Linked DNA regions of Homo sapiens: region 1 is linked to region 2. Evidence: chromatin loops called from intact Hi-C (ENCODE). Cell type or tissue: adrenal gland. All regions are shown on one strand. Links, peaks and the distances in the headings refer to the core of each region. The heading gives the core; the rest is flanking DNA. Region 1 has its middle 140 kb from the start of DMRTA1. Region 2 overlaps DMRTA1 (DMRT like family A1).

What was found. A loop is a pair of places that touch in the nucleus more often than their neighbours do. Peaks named below come from ENCODE experiments on the same cell type or tissue, not always from the same donor. Only the 100,000 strongest peaks of a DNase experiment are listed, where the experiment ranks them.
Region 1: a loop joins it to region 2, with 4 times the contacts of the local background. A loop is called at or near these places in 74 of 110 quality-filtered maps.

What each region holds. Positions count from the first base shown.
Region 1 is chr9:22,297,754-22,306,101 of GRCh38, forward strand. No RefSeq gene overlaps it. Among named protein-coding and RNA genes, the nearest start is that of DMRTA1, 140 kb to the right of the region's middle. In adrenal gland, for the core only: no CTCF peak of the experiment used is centred there; no DNase peak of the experiment used is centred there.
Region 2 is chr9:22,453,138-22,461,485 of GRCh38, forward strand. It overlaps DMRTA1 (DMRT like family A1), which reads left to right. Exons shown (of 2, transcript NM_022160.3): 2 at 1-2,603. Among named protein-coding and RNA genes, the nearest start is that of DMRTA1, 10 kb to the left of the region's middle. In adrenal gland, for the core only: no CTCF peak of the experiment used is centred there; no DNase peak of the experiment used is centred there.

The sequences.
Region 1 (8,348 bases), core at 267-8,266, 160 kb before region 2:
CTTCTTCTTGATCCATTTTGCTATTAAAGGACTCTGATGCATTCTTCAGTGTGCCAACTGCATTTTTCAGCTCCAGAATTTCTTCTTGATTCCTTTAACTATTTCAATCTCTTCGTTAACTTTATCTGATAGAATTCTGATTTTTTTCTCTGTGTTATCTTGAATTTCTTTGAGTTTCCTCAATACAGCTGTTTGAATTCTCCTTCTGAAAGGTCACTTATCTCTGTTTCTCTAGGATTGATCTCTGGTGCCTTATTTAGTTCATTTGGTGAGGTCATGTTTTGCTGGATGGTGTTGATGCTAGTCAATGTTCTTGGGTGTCTGGGCATTGAAAAGTTAGGTACTTATTGTAGTCTTCACTGTCTGAGCTTATATGTAGCCATCCTTCTTGGGAGGCTTTCCAGATATTTGAAAGGACTTGGGTGTTGTGATCTAAGGCTGTATATGCTTTAGGAGGCACCTCAAGCCCAGTAACACTGTAGTTCTTGCAGACTCACAGAGGTATCACCTTGATGGTCTTGGACAACATCCAGGAGAATTCTCTGGATTACCAGGCAGATATTCTTGTTCTCTTCCCTTACTTTCCCCTAAACGTACTGAGACTCTCTCTCTGTTTTGAGACACCTGGAGCAGAGGTGGAGTGATACAAGCGCTCCTGTAACCACCACCATTATGAATGCAGTGGGTCAGACCTGAAGCCAGCACAGTACTGGGTCTCACCCAAGGCCTGCTGTAACCACTCCCTGGCTACTGCCTGTGTTCGCTCAAGGCCCCAGGGCTCTATAATCAGGCAGTGGCTAAGCCAGCCAGGCCCGTGTCCTTCTTTACAGGTCAGTGAGTTCCCCCAGGCCCCGGGTGGGTACTGCAGTGTCATCTGGGAGTCAGAGACTAGAGTCATAAACCTTAGAAGTCTACCTGGCATTCCTTTTATTGCAGCTGAGTTGGTACTCAAACTATAAGATGCAGTTCTTCCCACTCTTCCCTTGCCTTTCCAAAGGCAGAAAGGCCTCACCTCGTAGCCACCAACACCCCTGGCCATGTGGGATAATGATAGACTACCACCAGTGTTCCCTTAATGCCCAAGGTCTCTTAAGTCAGCTTGTGTTGAAAGCTGCCTGGCCTAGTACTTACCCTTCACGGCAGTGGCTTTTCTCTGGCCCAGGGCAGGTCCAGAAATACCATCAAATAATGAAGTCCTGGAATTGGGTACCCTAAGAGTCCACTTGGTGCTCTACCCCCCTTGTGGCCATGTTAGTACCTAAGGTGCAAGACAGAGTCCCCTTTACTTTTCCCTCTGGTTTTCTCAAGCAGAAGGAAAGGAATTTTTCCCTTTAGCCACCACAGCTGGTAATGTGCTGAGTCTCATCTGAAACCAGTAAGTCTCAGAGGCTCACTAAGGCCTTCGATGTCATACTTGGGTATTGCTGCTTGTTATTCAGGTCCCAAGGGCTCTTTAGTTAGCAGGTGATTAATACTTCCAGAACTGGGTCATTTCCTTTAAGACAGCCAGTTCCCTCCTGGCCCAAGGTGTGTGTAGAAATGTTGTCTGAGAGCTTGGGTCTGGAACAGAGACCCCATGACTCTGACTAGTGTCCTATCCTGCTGTGTCTGAGCTGGCATCCCAGATGGAAGACAAAGTTCTCCCCTTTGTTTCCTCTCCTCTCCTCAAGCAGAAGAAAGGGGTCTCTTTTGGACCCATAGGCTGTTCAGTCTGGGAATGGGAAGGGGGTGATGCCAGAACTCTCTTGGCTGTCCCAGTTGGTGTCTCAGTATGTCACATGTCCCCTCAGTTCATTGTCTCTGGGCCCGGTTCAGCCCTAGGATCCACCTAGAAGTTGCAGTCCTTATGGCCTAGACTGCCTTTTAAGTTTACTTAGAGACAAAAGGCTTTTTGCCCCTTGGTGGGGAGGTTTGTGGGCACTCAAGTTTGGGCTGCTGGGATTAGCAATTCCCCTCTGGCAAGGGATGGATTAAAGGCACCATCTGTGTGTGGGCATCTGCTAAGTTTGATTTGCTTTTCCTTTCTGTTCTAACAGGAGAGAACTGAGTTCAGTGCCTCACAATTTCTGAGTTCTCCCTCTTCCAGTGCCCAGAGATGCTCTCTGAACCATGCTGTTTCTGTCTGTGGTGGGAGACAGATGGCATCCACAATTCAGTACTGTTTTTTCTGTCTCTTCAGTGCTTCTTTCTGAGATGTGAAGTTAAAATTAGGTACTGTGAGTGCTCACCTGGTTTTTGGTCCTTATGAAGGTGCTCTTTCTGTGTAGATAGTAGTTAAATCGATATCCTTGTTTGGGGGAACCATTGGTGTAGCTTTCTATTCTTCCATCTTGTTCCACCTCCTAGTTTAGATTTCTAACAAGTTCTTACATCAGGTTGATGCTGATGGTCTGAATTCACACTTTTTGAGACTCCGTGGTGTAATGAATTTCACCCATCCCTCATGATTCAACTGATCTATCGTCTTCTTCAGAAAGGCTTTCTATCCATTCATACTCCCCTCGTCCTTTCCTTGGGTGAGTACCTTTTTTATTTCACTTAATAACTCATGCACTTATCATTCCACATTGGAGAGTCTGCTCCAGGTGTTAGGTGTTAGGAAGGTGGTAGCTAGAGGTATATGAGTATCCATCAGTAGAGTGAAAAAAATACATGCTTAGACTCCTAAGGAAAATCTTTGAATACATTTCCCATAAAAATAAATTCTGTCCTATTACCTTGTAAATCTTGAGGACAGCACCCTGTCTTATTCATCTTAGTACTCCTGGCTCTTAGAACTTCACCTGGTGCATTGTAGGAGTCAGATAAATGTTTGTTGACTTAAACAATATCAACCTTATTTTGGATTGGTTTTATGGGAAAGTATGTTTAACTCACATAAGTTAAATACTTACCTAAGTTAAAATATGTTTAACTTATGGGAAAATATGACAACATACAAATAAACTTTGTGGGAGCATAATTTATTTTTTAGTCGAGGGTTGCTTTCTCTAGCACACTATGTTTGTCTCTAAATGTATGTAGGAAGGCATTTACCTGACTTTTCATACAGACACACAAATGAGTCATTTCAAAAATAAGCACCATTTCTGGTCCCACACTTACTTAATTTATGAACCTATAATTTGCTTTTGGAAAAACCATCTCATAAAATGATGTTGACTTGAGGTTTCAGAAAACTGGCACAGAGCTAGGAAAAAAATGTAAACGTTGTGGCAACACAGCAAAGAAAAAAATTTAAGCAGCATTTGTTGTTAGTAGCTGTTAAATGTAAGCATTCACTGTAGCAGACAGACTTCCCTTAGAAAACACAGGCAATGACAGAGGATAACAAATAGATGTTGTTGCCAGTGAAAGTATGAGTGTTTCTCCAGAAGAAACATGAAAATTGGGGGAAAAATTAGCAAAAGGCCAGCTTGGAAGATTGGTTAAGGAGTATATAATGTAATCGCTGTTCAGGTATATATTCATCAAAGCTGTTGACATAGTTCTCTTATTAGCTAATATTTAAAATTTTGTTTTAAGGAAATGGTACATCTGTAAAGTACCAGAGGCAAGAGGGTCTGGAGTAGTTGCCATTAAACCTCTTTGCTAATTGGACACGCTAGCCACTGCTACATTAGTCTACAGGCTTACCTGACAGGCTAAACAAACCGAGTTAACTGAACATCTGAAATTAATGTGTTTACTTTAAGGAACACGAAGTCTGATTCAATTAGCCTCCAAAGTCATGGAGCCTACAGAATTTAATGTTGGAGGTTTTCTTTTCTTTTTTGTTTTAATGTGTACTCCACTGTTTACAGAACCCAGATTAATGAGGGGATGTATTTTTTTTTTTTGTCTTAGAGGCTGAAAACTTAAAAAATTGGATGAAAATTATGAAGATAGTCTGACATGATATATTAAGAGCTCTGAATGATGCCTAGGGATGTAGAAGAGGAGAAAAACACTTGAGTAAGTAAACAGAGTTTATGAGACTTGTTTATGCCAGGAAAGCAAGATGAATATTTCTGACTAAAAGTTAATTAACTATTTTGCCTCAGCAAGCCAATTTGTCGTCTTAAACTTTGATTCATTAACTACAAGCTGAGACGATTGCTTGTTCCTTAGTGTACTTGTAGACTGAGTTTGTGTTAAATGGTGCTGTGAGATATTGGCTGTTCTTCCCAATTGAAACTAACCAAAAAGGCTATTATAAAGAAAGTAAGACTTTTTAAGTGGCAGTAAGTAGATGGGTATTCTTTCAGAGCAAAGCCTAAGAACTATATGGCTTAATTGCAAAGCTAATCAGCCCTTGTTAAATAAAACAAGAGTAAATCCAGGATTTTTGAGTCTGCACATTTAATGGGACATGAAAGTTGACGATTTAGCAATTCTGAAGTTTTAAGACTTGTGAACTTACGAGTTGTTCCCCTTCAGGGTTTTTCACTTGGAGGCTCTAACCCTTTTTTTTTTTTTTTAATATGTTGTGCTGAGAAAAATGAATCTCCATTTGTCAAGATACTGGCTTTGTCTCTTATCATTGCATGTTTTGTGAAAGCCCATTTGTTGGATAAGGAACTTCTTTGAACTCGTAAATGGGCAAGTGAAAAGCAAGAAGTTTAGGGAAAAAGAGTACCAACTATACTCCTAGTATATTTATCTTTAAGATTTTAATAACAGCTAAAGAAGATATGTGAAGAGTCGGAATATATGCTTCTTTTCAAAAAGTCACCTCATACACAACTAAATCAATATCATAGGGCATATTTGTGAAAATTCATGTAACTTAGGTAAGTTGTGTCTGTAAACTTTGATACAAATGGAAAAGAGGAAACACTATTCTTCACAAGGAGTGATTGCTTTTTACTTACACCACACAACATAAAACCTTCTGTCTTGCACTGGCTCTCTGATCCTAGCGTGGAAGACAAAGAGCGCTGTCCCTCTATGAGAATTCTTCTTATTAGTGCAGATACTGGAGCCCCTTCAATATGAACTAGACCATGAGTTCCATGAGAGTAGGATGTGTGTTCATAGCTGTACCTAGTACCTAGAACAATGCTCATTGAATGAATAAGGCAATGACTGAACAAATGATGAATGTACCAAGACATTTTGATAGCTACTGAGAAGGTTATAGTCTTGTTTGGTGAAATGAATAATGAATTAAACCCGAGTTTTCCGCAAAAGTTTGGACTAAGCAGAAAGTTTATGGTGAATGAGTTACAATCTTTGCTCTTCTACTTATTATGTAACTTTGGGTAATCTATTTAGTAAAAGGTGAAAGATTTATACGATCTGAAGAGAAACCAGAGCATGGGTAATCTATTTAATCTCTCTAATCTCAATTTTCTTATTCATAAATTAGGGTTAATAATGATAATACCTTTCTCATAGGCTTACTGTGAGGAATGAAAAAGATAATGTTTGTAAAGTGCTTAGCAGAGTGCCTGCTACTTGGCTGTAAGAATTTATGAAGCTGCTGTCTGCTATGAGGTGATTAATCCTAAAATGAAATTTTGTCTCAAAAGAGAGTCAGAAAATACCAGCATCTACAGTTGAGGCTTTAGAAAGGCAGAAAAATTTAACTAGTAGAAATTTATAAAATAACTTTTGCATTTTCAAAGATTTTAGCCTGTGATATGTACTGATAATGAGTTACCTTCATGCCTGCTGTCTTTACTAAAGAAAAAAACACAAAATTTGACCAAGTTGGATATGCCTCATAATATATATAGGTACATATATGACATTATAAAAAATAGCAAGAACATCAACAAAAATGAATACAGCCATTATATGGATTAAATGTCCAAAAGTTATAAAATGATCAGAAGTGTAATCACAATGGTGAAATAGAGTTTTATTTAAGAGAATCCTGAGATGTTTTAGAATAGCATGTATGTGTGTGACAGGGTGTGGGGGAGGCACTGAGACTTTGGAGGATGAGTGGCTAAAGACTTTTTTGGGCATACTGAAAAAAATGGAAAAAAATGGAGCTTTGACCCTGATTAATATAGTACGATAGGAATGCTCTTTACCACTTATAAATCAACAGCGAATGATGGATGCAACCTTATATCGAATTTGCTTTGAATCCTTGTAACATAGCAGCAGGCTTGCTATCTTTGGTCTGTAAGTTGTACCTATATGTTCTTCTCTATGGAGGGAGAAAGAGGAGATTGTGCTTTATTTCTTCCCGCTGGGTTGTCTCCATGGGTGGATTCCCCAGCCACTACATCATCCACATTAAAGGGTCGTGATAGACTACTATTGCTGGGGGTAGTTGTGGAGGTTGTTTACTGCAATGTACTCATCTCAACCAAAAGAAAACATGCATGCACGTACACACACACACACACACACACACACACACACACTGCTGAAAAAGGTTTAATCAACAATTTTCTAAAAAATGGTGGTAAGAAACACATGACCTAAAATTTACCATCTTAACCATTTTAAGTGTGCAGCTCAGTGGTGTTAAGTATTTTCGCATTGTTTCGCAACAGATCTCCAGCACTTTTTATCTTGTAAAACGGCAACTCTGTATCCATTGAACAACTCCCCATTTCCCCCTCCCCTCCAGTTCCTGGAAACTACCATTCTACTTTTTGTTTCTATGAATTGGATTCCTTTAAATACTTCATATAAATGGAATCATACAGTATTTGTCTTCTATGACTGGCCTATTTCATTTAGCCTAACGTCCTCAAGGTTCACCAGTGTTGTAGTATGTAACAGGATTTCCTTCTTTTTTAAGGCCAATAATATTCCATTGTATATATATACCACATTTTCTTTATCCATTTATTTGTTGATGGACATTGGGTTGCATCAATTGGCTACTGTATGAAATGCTGCAATGAATGTGGGTGTGCACATGTCTTTGAGATCATGTCTAAGCGGCTCTTTATTCAATATTCCCGGTGAATAAATTCAAACCAGAATGGAATGGGGAAATATCATGAAAAAGTCATCAATGTTTGTTTTAGTCTAGTGAATTCCTTTCTATTCACTACCAAAGAGTGTGGGACCTCACTGCCAAAATCTCTGTGTGATCCCTAAATAAATGTTTATTATGCAGAAATGCCTTTTCTTTGTTTCTCATACCACCTAAACCCATTTTCCTGTATCTCAGCTCTTATTATTTTGGTACTTCTAAAGTTCCTGCTTTATGTCCCCCCTTTTCCTGGGGTTTGATCTTTCCTCTTGTATTAGGCAAGTTCATGGCATTCTCTTATATTTTTGAGATTTTCAATATTCCCGTGAGTGCTCTAATACTCTACATGTGTCACTCCTGTACATGTTTATGCTCTTTTGAGTCATAGTTGTAGAGATAAGAAAGAAGAAAGTAGTTGGGGTTGAGGAGTAATCTTTACTCTGGTTGCAGTAAGCTCTTTCGTCTTCAGTGTGTCTAAATAGATAAGTAATGAGCGAATGATTGACTAAATGACATAGTGTCTTCCTGGGTTTCTGTTAATCTGACTTTTAAATTGGATGGCTAATATTAGAAAAGTATGGGAAAAAGTTGTTTATCAAAAGAGACACGTAATTCAAGAGTTGGTACCCATATCCTTGTCTTGATTTCATACAAGACAAAAAGGTTGAAGCAGCAATGTAAGTTTGACTATGTAGAGTCAGGATTAGGAGTTTCTTCTGTACCAATGAGGAGGTGGCAGGGCCAGTGACTAAGGCAATGGAAGTCAGCTTGGCAGGGAAGCTCAGAGAGGCACTATAAGTCACTATTAAGTGCCACAGTGTATGACAAAAGGCAACCAAGAAAGAACAAAGAATAGGAGACCAGGACAAATAGATATGTACCAAGAGAGGTCAAAAAGCAGGTAAGATGTTTGGATATCAGGACTGAGACACAAGCAGCAAAAACTGAGTCATGTGTAGAATTCATGGATTAATAATATTAATATTACTATTAAGAATTACAAGCCGGGCACGGTGGCTCATGCCTGTAATCCCAGCACTTTGGGAGGCCAAGGCAGGCAGATCACTTGAGGTCAGTAGTTCAAGACCAGCCTGGCCAACATGGTGAAAACCCATCTCTACCAAAACTACGAAAATTAGCCAGGTGTGGTGGTGGGTGCCTGTAATTTCAGCTACTCAGGAGGCTGAGGCAGGAGAATTCCTTGAATCCGGGAGACAGAGGTAGCAGTGAGCCCAGATCGTACCACTGCACTCCAGCCTGGGCAACAAGAGCGAGACTCCATCTCAAAAAAAAAAACAAAACAAAATAGAAAAGAAAAGATTTCTTAATTTGTACTGGATACTGTTAAGTACTTTCCATACATTGGGTCATTCAATCCTTACTATAACCCTATGAGGTAAGTCCTACATTTACCTTAATTTTA
Region 2 (8,348 bases), core at 213-8,212:
AGGACAGTAGCTTCATTGTTATTATTAGGAATAAATGGAAGCCCACTGGTGGTAAAAGATAGTTGATGAATTAGAGATTGTTTAAACTATTTAAGCAGCATGACTCACTAAAGATTTTTTAAATTATATGTATATACGTATGTGTGTATGCATCTATATGCACATATATAAGTCTATGTAGACATACATTAAACCCCTATAGGTTATATTATCATGGAGGCGTTTTTCATGAAGCCAGTAAGAATGTATTTCCAAGGAATATTTTGCCAGCAAATGTGATATTAAATTACTTCAGAGTATCTGATGCTGATTTAGGATGTAAATGTGTTTATTAGGTTATGCATTAATTTTAATGGTGTGAATATAAGAAAGCAGATCTTGAAAAATTTCGATGTACTCAATATTCATTTATTATAAAAAAGTTTTATATTCTAAGCCTAAACCGTAGTACAATGTCTAGCAAGTAGTTGAAATTCAATTCATATATACTGAGTAAGAAACTCTTATATATAATAGATCTCTTTGAGACTCTGATAAAACTGAAGAACTCTACAAAATGGCGTACAGACACACAGTTTTGCATACAATTTCACTGGGTTCTTGAATCTCCTAAATGGTATTCAGGTTAGATTCCTTGGTGATTCTTCAGTTGTTTCTATTGCATTAATCCACTTATTGAATGCTATTTTTCTGAAAAGTGCTAGATCCTGTAGAGGATACTGAATGTAAAATATTGTGCTCTAAAGGAAGTTACATTATACAATAGAGATATGGTTTAAAAAAAAATCCTAGAGTTACTGCATTATGTATGTGGTTTTATAATGATGTGCTTGTATCTGAGAAACTGAATTGCTTTTGACCTTGGGAGAACATCCATTTTGGGCAGTATTCGAATTTATAAAATAGTTTTATAATCATAAAACTTAATTTATATAATGCCTTACACATTCCATACTCTTTATAATAATTTAAGGACTTAATCTTATCAAATAGGTCATTTGTCTAACAACTCAGTAGTATATGAGGAAATTGGGGCTCAGCAGTAGGGTTTTTTCTCCCTAAGGTTAGTAATATGAGTCATCTGCAGTGGAATTACTGTGCTCACTTCAGCAATTTCAGACTCCAATGTCTGAGGAAGGATTCATGTCTGTTTTTTTCATTCATGGCCTTGAACAGTGTCTGATATAGGTTCTCAACCTATACACTAGATTTCCACTGACTGAAAAAAAATAAAAGCAAGTATTAGCTTAATAATTTCTTCATTCAACACCTATTTAATATTTTTAATAATCTATTTGTGCCATGCACTGTGTTAGACACAAGAGATAAAGAAATGATTAAGATACAAGACTTTGCCTCAAGTTGCTCACGGTCTATATTGTGTGTACAAAAACAACCAATCAACCAATGTTGGTATTATTTGACAGTGTTGGTACATCAATGAGTTCTTTGTAATCTTGATATTTATATCCATGGATGCTGCTTGAAGCCTGAACTCCTAAGCCACTAATTAGTGGTGGGAAGAAAGAGGGGGTAAATGCTTTAAGAGCTAGCATATAACAAAAATGAATTGGGTTTATTCTGTATCATATAGAGGGCCTAAGAGGCAAACATTTCATAGAGTATTCAGAAGAACATAAGGAATGACTTTTTTCACAGTTAACAGCTGTCCAAGAGTGTAGTGGCTGCCTCGTATGATAAAGCATCTGGAACTCATTGAAAAATGCATGTAGAAAATACCAATCAGAGCCTGATTGATGGGATTTTTAATTACTGCTTTAATATTGGGACTGAATCATTTTGTAGCTCATTAGAAACATGGAAAGTATTTGTTAAATAAATAAGTCATGGAATTTCAATTCTAAGGCCATGAAAATTAAAACACCCTACCATTATTTATCAATAAAACACAGTGCAGTTTTGCTCATCAGAATTTTGCCTATGTGATAGCCTCCTGAGAGTAGGCAGAAAAGAAAGACATAGAACGCAGTGCGTGACTTACAAGGGAATAAAACTGACAGAGGTTAGTGTAAGGTATATAGGCATGAGTGGGGCTTAAAGAGGATATGGGAGAACACTGAAGACAAATATTAGTACAATTCCTATAAGGTAAATACCAATATGTCTTTCTAGAAGAAGCAATTGTTTTGGAATTGAGGAAACCTAGAATGGATTTATCTATATGACTTGGACAGGTTACTTATACTCTTTGGACATTTATTTCTTCTCAGCAAAACAAGGGTAATAATATTTAACTTGCAAGATTCGTGGAGATAAAAGCTTAAATAAACGGCAGAGTACAGTAATGCTTATATACGGGATGCTAAATAAATAACTCTCACTGTTATTACTTTGTATTAAGATATTATCTTTGCCCCCTCGTGGCAGTCTCTCAACAAAGAGTACTGTAATTGCATTTAATCCACTTAGTGGATGTGGAGCCCAAAGGGCAGCCATCACTAGAGCAGCGTACAGGCTTAGTTCCAGACTTCGTGTTTGGTTGTTCATTTCATAGGCGAGCCACGTGTTTTGTAACATATTCTCGTATATGTTATTTGGATTATTTTCAGGGCTTTCTGAAGAAAATAAACATCGAAATCATAGTTTGTGTTTATGCTACATTTATTGGGGTTGTCAGGAAAACAGAGTCCATGTAATATGTGGAAATAAGGGAGTTATAGAAATTTAACCTAACATAAACAAAGGAGGAGCTTGAAAATGAATGTCTGGAAGAGGGAAATTGGCAGATAAGAGAAAGATTCACTCATCTACTTGAAGCACTGGTGTGGGCTGACAAGTGGGAACTGAAGCTCTGTGAAGTCCAGCATGTCCAATCACTCAAATGGTTCCCAGCCAGGGGTTCTGAAGGGGGGCTATGGGAAACCAGTGCCTCTGTGTAGGTTCTAGCTCTGTTGGTCTGTGAGCAAACACCTGGTGGTGAACCTGTGCCACCATGGGTCAGTGAGGTCAGAAGGCAGGAAGACAAGCTAGATGTGGAGTAAGGAAAAGTGAAGACAGCCTGGAAATCACTGGGTATCTAACCTTAATGACTTGTGTTTCACTTCTACCTTAACAATCTCACCATAATTCCTTTTTCTGGGCCAATCTCACTTTGAACAATACAGGAAAGGGAATTCTGAGAAATGTAATTTGCAGTCAGCCAAACTGATAGTGTAGTCTAGTACAGTGTACTCCTTGTCAACACGGCTTTCAGAGCAAAAACAAAATCATTCTTTTACCTGCAGTTGATATAACCATATTTCGTACAACAAAAACACACTAGCCCACTCCCCAAAAGGGAACACACAAAGTGACTTACCTATCTGTGGGTTATGCTCATTTCTGTTGTACTCAGTCAAACCCTCCTTTGAATATCCTATAGCTTTAATCCTGAGATATAGGTAACTACTATTAATAAATCTTTTGTTAGACTAGGAGAAAGGGGAAACACACACACACACAAATACACTTACTTTGAAGCAATAAATACATTGATAAATATTTTTTATCTACTAGAGCCCTCATGTTCAGTCATGGGATCATAACTGGTCATAAGACCACAGATGTTATTTATAACTGCCTTCTTCCACTAGGCAATTCATATTTTCTCTGCTCCCTGAAAGTGTCTCAGTTAATTGTGGTTCCTTACTTGATAGAGTGACCCAAATCCTGGTTCGTGAAGCATCTCTACCATTATAGCCCTGCCTCTATTAGGTTGTTGTAGCTTTTCATGAACTTTTACCACAAAATATTGAAAGTCTAAGTGATGCTCTGGAGGATCTTCTGAATACTGGGAATGCTACCCCTGCCTCTTTCCTGTTGTTTCAGTGTCTGAGGTGCCCCAAATAGCCAGTGGTAGTTGCGAATTCCAGTACAATGTTGTATTCTGTCATGAATTTCTTCTTTGGGAAGTAAGTTCTCTGAACCTGAAAGGTCAAAATTTGTAGAGAATCTGAACAAAAATATTACCAGTGGATCATTAGGATTAATGTGAAAGGAGTCATTCTCATATCTACCCTATGATTCCCAGACTCATGAATCCTGGGTATAGGAGAAACATCGCTACATATTTATAGGTGATTCAAAGCATATCTTACATCCAGGAAGACATTATTGCAGCCCCATAAAGTGCTTTCACCAGCTGGTGCCATAACTGAGTCTTCCAAAGACCATTCCATAATTTTATTAGACCAGCTGTTTCAGGATGAAGGGAACAGGAGGATACCAGTAAATTGCATGAGCATGAGCCCAACATTGCACTTCATTTGCTATAAAATGAGTTTCTTTGTCAGAAGTAATGTCATATGGAATACTATAAAGGTGAATAAGGCATTGTGTAAACCCACAGCTGGTGGTTTTAGCAGAAACATCAGGAGTGGGAAAGGCAAAACCATATCTAACATAAGTGTTTTTTGTTGTTGTTGTTTTTCCTCAGTGAGAACAAAGAGGTACTCCTTCAATGATGGAAGTGATCCAATGTAATCAACCTGCCACCAGGTGGCTGGCTGGTTCCTCCAGGGAATGGTGCTATTTCAGGGACTCAGTGTAGATCTTTGCTCTTGGCAGTTTGGGTAGTCAGCAGTGGCTCTATCCAAACTGGCCTTAATGAATGGAAGTCCATGTTGCTGAGACCACGCATAGACTCCATCTCTGCTTCCATGATCATTCTCTTCATGAGCCAACTGGGCAATTATGGGAATAAAAGAATGGGTAATCTTGTGCATGAGATTTTTAAGATATTCCTCTTGGGAAGCTGCTCTTATTTGAGCATTTATGTAAGACAAAAATATCTTCATATTTTGTGCCCATTTAGAGAAGTCTTTCTGTATACTTTTTCTCTAGACCTTGTTACTGATTTTCCAATCTTGTTTCTTCTAACTTGCTTACCATCCAGCCAAACTGTTAGTCACTGCTCATGACTGATTCCAGATATGTACCTCTATCCATATCTCCTGCCAGGCAAAATGAACAATCAGGTGTATAGCTTGAAGTTCTTCCCGTTGGAAAAATTTTCTTCACCACTATACTTCAAGGCCACACCTGTAGTGCCTCATCGTCCAATTCAGATAGTGCCAGAATAGGGCAGAACCAACTGTGAACAAGGATAAAATTGTTCTTCCTCATTCTGCTGTAATAGACAGCTCCACATAAGAGAGAGGAGGTGGTGTGGCAGGAATAGAAGCCATGGGAATTTAAGCCACTTTCTATGCAACTTATTTATGACTTACTTCAACATCTTTGGAGGAAAATTCATCTATTGTTTCCACTTGATGAAGTACTGCTACGTAACACTTGGCGAGTCAGACAACACCTTGTTAATATGAATACTTATGGTCACCTGCTTATTTGATGGCCAATACTAAGTGTCAGGACTCTGGTGGGAACCTGTAACAAGAAGGAAGCAGTTTCTCAAAAGGACAATAATTCCCTGTGAGAAAACAAAACTTTTCTCTGAAGTCTGAGAGGGGTATACTGTGAATCACCTATAAGGATCTGCTGAAGGTTTCCCTTAGGATCTCTAGCTGCCATAAGACACCTCAAGCCCCATTGGATTTGCTGGGTTATATGGCCCACATGGCAGGAGAGGTTGAATGACAGTTTGGCTCTGTTGCAGAACCACCTTGTAATCTGGGCCTGACTCAAAACTGAGAGCTTATTGGATTATTTGGTAAATGGTTTAAAGTAAGATGCCCAAATCAGGTATCTATTGGAACCAAAATACAGAGCTCCACCTCTTAGAGATAGCAGGTGTCAGATACACAAACATGTTTTCCATCTGATAAGAGATGTTTCAATATGCACCAGGCCCTAATTCCTACAAATTCCACAGATATTACATGCTCGTGAATGTTTATAGGGTTTATTCTTCAAGCCTCTGGCATGCATATCTCTGGACAAGATATCTAGAGTATTTTCTACCTTCTGCTTATTGGGTTCAATCAGAATGATATCTATATAGTAGGCTTGCTTGATGTCCCGTAGAATGGAGAAGCAAACAAGTTCTTGGTGGCCTATCTATGTAGTAGACTTGCTTGATGTCCCATAGAGTGGAGAAGCAAACAACTTCCTGGTGGACTACACTGTAGCAGAGAGCTGGAGAGTTGAAATAGTCTTAAGGAATGCTACGTGCATTACTGCTTCTAGTGGTTCTTACTAACAAGTATAGAGAAAAAGTATTTATGACATCAGCAGCCTAAAACTACAAAAAAGAGGCTGTGTTGGTTTGTTCCAATAAAGCAACTACATCTGGAAATACAACTGCAGTTATAATCATTACCTAATTAAGTTTATGTCATTCCACAAGATCCATCTGCCTTAGCCACAGGCCAAATAGGTGATTTGAATGGGAATGTGTTAGGACCCCTTCCATCCTTGACTGTGGCACAAACTTTGGTGGTCCCTCTAGGAATGTGTTATTGCTTTTGTTTCACTGCTTTGGGAGGGAGAAAAGTTCTTAAGACTCTATTTGACATTTCCAATTGTAATAGTCCTCAGTCCCTGTGTCAGAGATCCAATGTGGAAATTCTGCCAGTTTTTGAATATGTATCTTCCAAAGATGCTTTCCAGAAATGAGGAAATAAATGTAGAATAGATTTGGGAGCCCATTAGACTCACTGTGAGATGGACTTGAACCAAACTGTCATTGATGATTAGACCTTACTCACCTCTTTAAGACCTACCCAGCCTGGTGGACCACAGTGGCAGTTTAGGTTTCTAGAGAGTAGTTATTGTTCGGTAAATTCTAAAAAGTAGGGTTATTTTTATTTTCTTAATGTATAGTCTCTTGGTAAATTGGTTTAGGTCCTTTCGGAGAAAGCTAGGAGAAATATTTACTATGTAAATTACTGAAAGTGTAGCAGAGTCTCTACTTACAAGTACCCATCTTCACTTTCTGCAAGAGGCTCTGGGTCTATAAACAGGTTCAACTCTAGAAGTATGTTGAGGGGTCATTACTTTCCTTATGATAATTTGAGGCAGACTTAGCTTTATCAGACCTAGTGCTTTTCCACCTATACAAATCAAGTGTGACTTTATTAACCTGCCCACCTATTTCATTTGTAGAAACACAATTATTGATTAGTCAATGCAAAACATCTCTGTAGGTCATATCATTCTGGTAATTGCTTCAGCACAATTTTTTAAAACATAGAATTCATGTCCATCTTGTATCTGTAATATAAGTGCCACTTCTTGGATTTCACAACTCCTGGGTCACATCATCCCTTGTGAATTCAGGGAGGGTATTTTCCTGGCCACAAGTCTCACAGATATCCCTGGCATACAGGGAAAAGCCACAACAGAGGACTTTGATGATGATGGTGCTTTCTTTACCAAGGGGGTACCATCTTCGAGGGTCTCCTAGGGAATATAATTTAGAGGTGCATAAGCAGTTAACATGTAATAAATCCACTCCGACTTTTAATCTCCAAAACCCAGTGCACATGATCTTGCCAGAGTGGCTTAATGGAAAGGGCACTATGGAGGTGTCTATAGAAAGCAGTTTTCTCTATGTAGCTACTACATCCGTGAGTCCTCAGCCAAACACCTGCTGGTGGGAATTGGGCTGCTCTTGGTCGACAAGATCAGCAATTAGGAATATACGCTAATTTTCTAGTGGAAGAGAGAAAGGACAAGTTAAGACCTGCTGGGTACCGCTGAATCTTTCTCACTGTAATGACTTCTGCTTCCTTTCTGCTTTGTAAATCTTGTAGAGTTCCTCTTTGGGCCAACTCAAACTTTGAAACATATAGGGAAGGAAATTCCGGGAAATTTAGTTTCCAGTCTTAGCCAAGTTGACAGAACAAAATCAAGCATATAAAATATTATAAATTTCATAGTTTTTCAATTGTATAGCTTTATGAAGCAGTATTTTTTCTTACTCCGAATCAAAGCATGGGCACATATTAAATACAGGGAATCAATAATAGTAAATGCCTAATGTCTTTAGGCTGACCTACTGTTGATTTCACTAGCTTTAAAAATTTATTTTAAGATAATTTTAAAATTACTTGTCATTGTAAGAAACAGTACAGAAACATCCCATATACCTTTTACCCACTTTTCTCCAAGAGTAACATCTTGAATAATTTTAGTGCAATGTCACAACTAGGAAATTGACATAATCCACAGAATATGCATGAATTTCATTCAAGACAACATACAAAGTCGAGATTTTTGACATAGGAAAACGTCATTTTAAAAGATCATTCTCACTGTGTGGTGGAGAACAAAGGAGCAAAGAAGGGAGCAAAAACATACATTTGGAGGTTGTTGTGTAAACCAGATAAGAGACGACAGTGGCTTAGAAGATGATTGTAAAAATAAAAAAAGAGTTGGAGGTGTGGTAA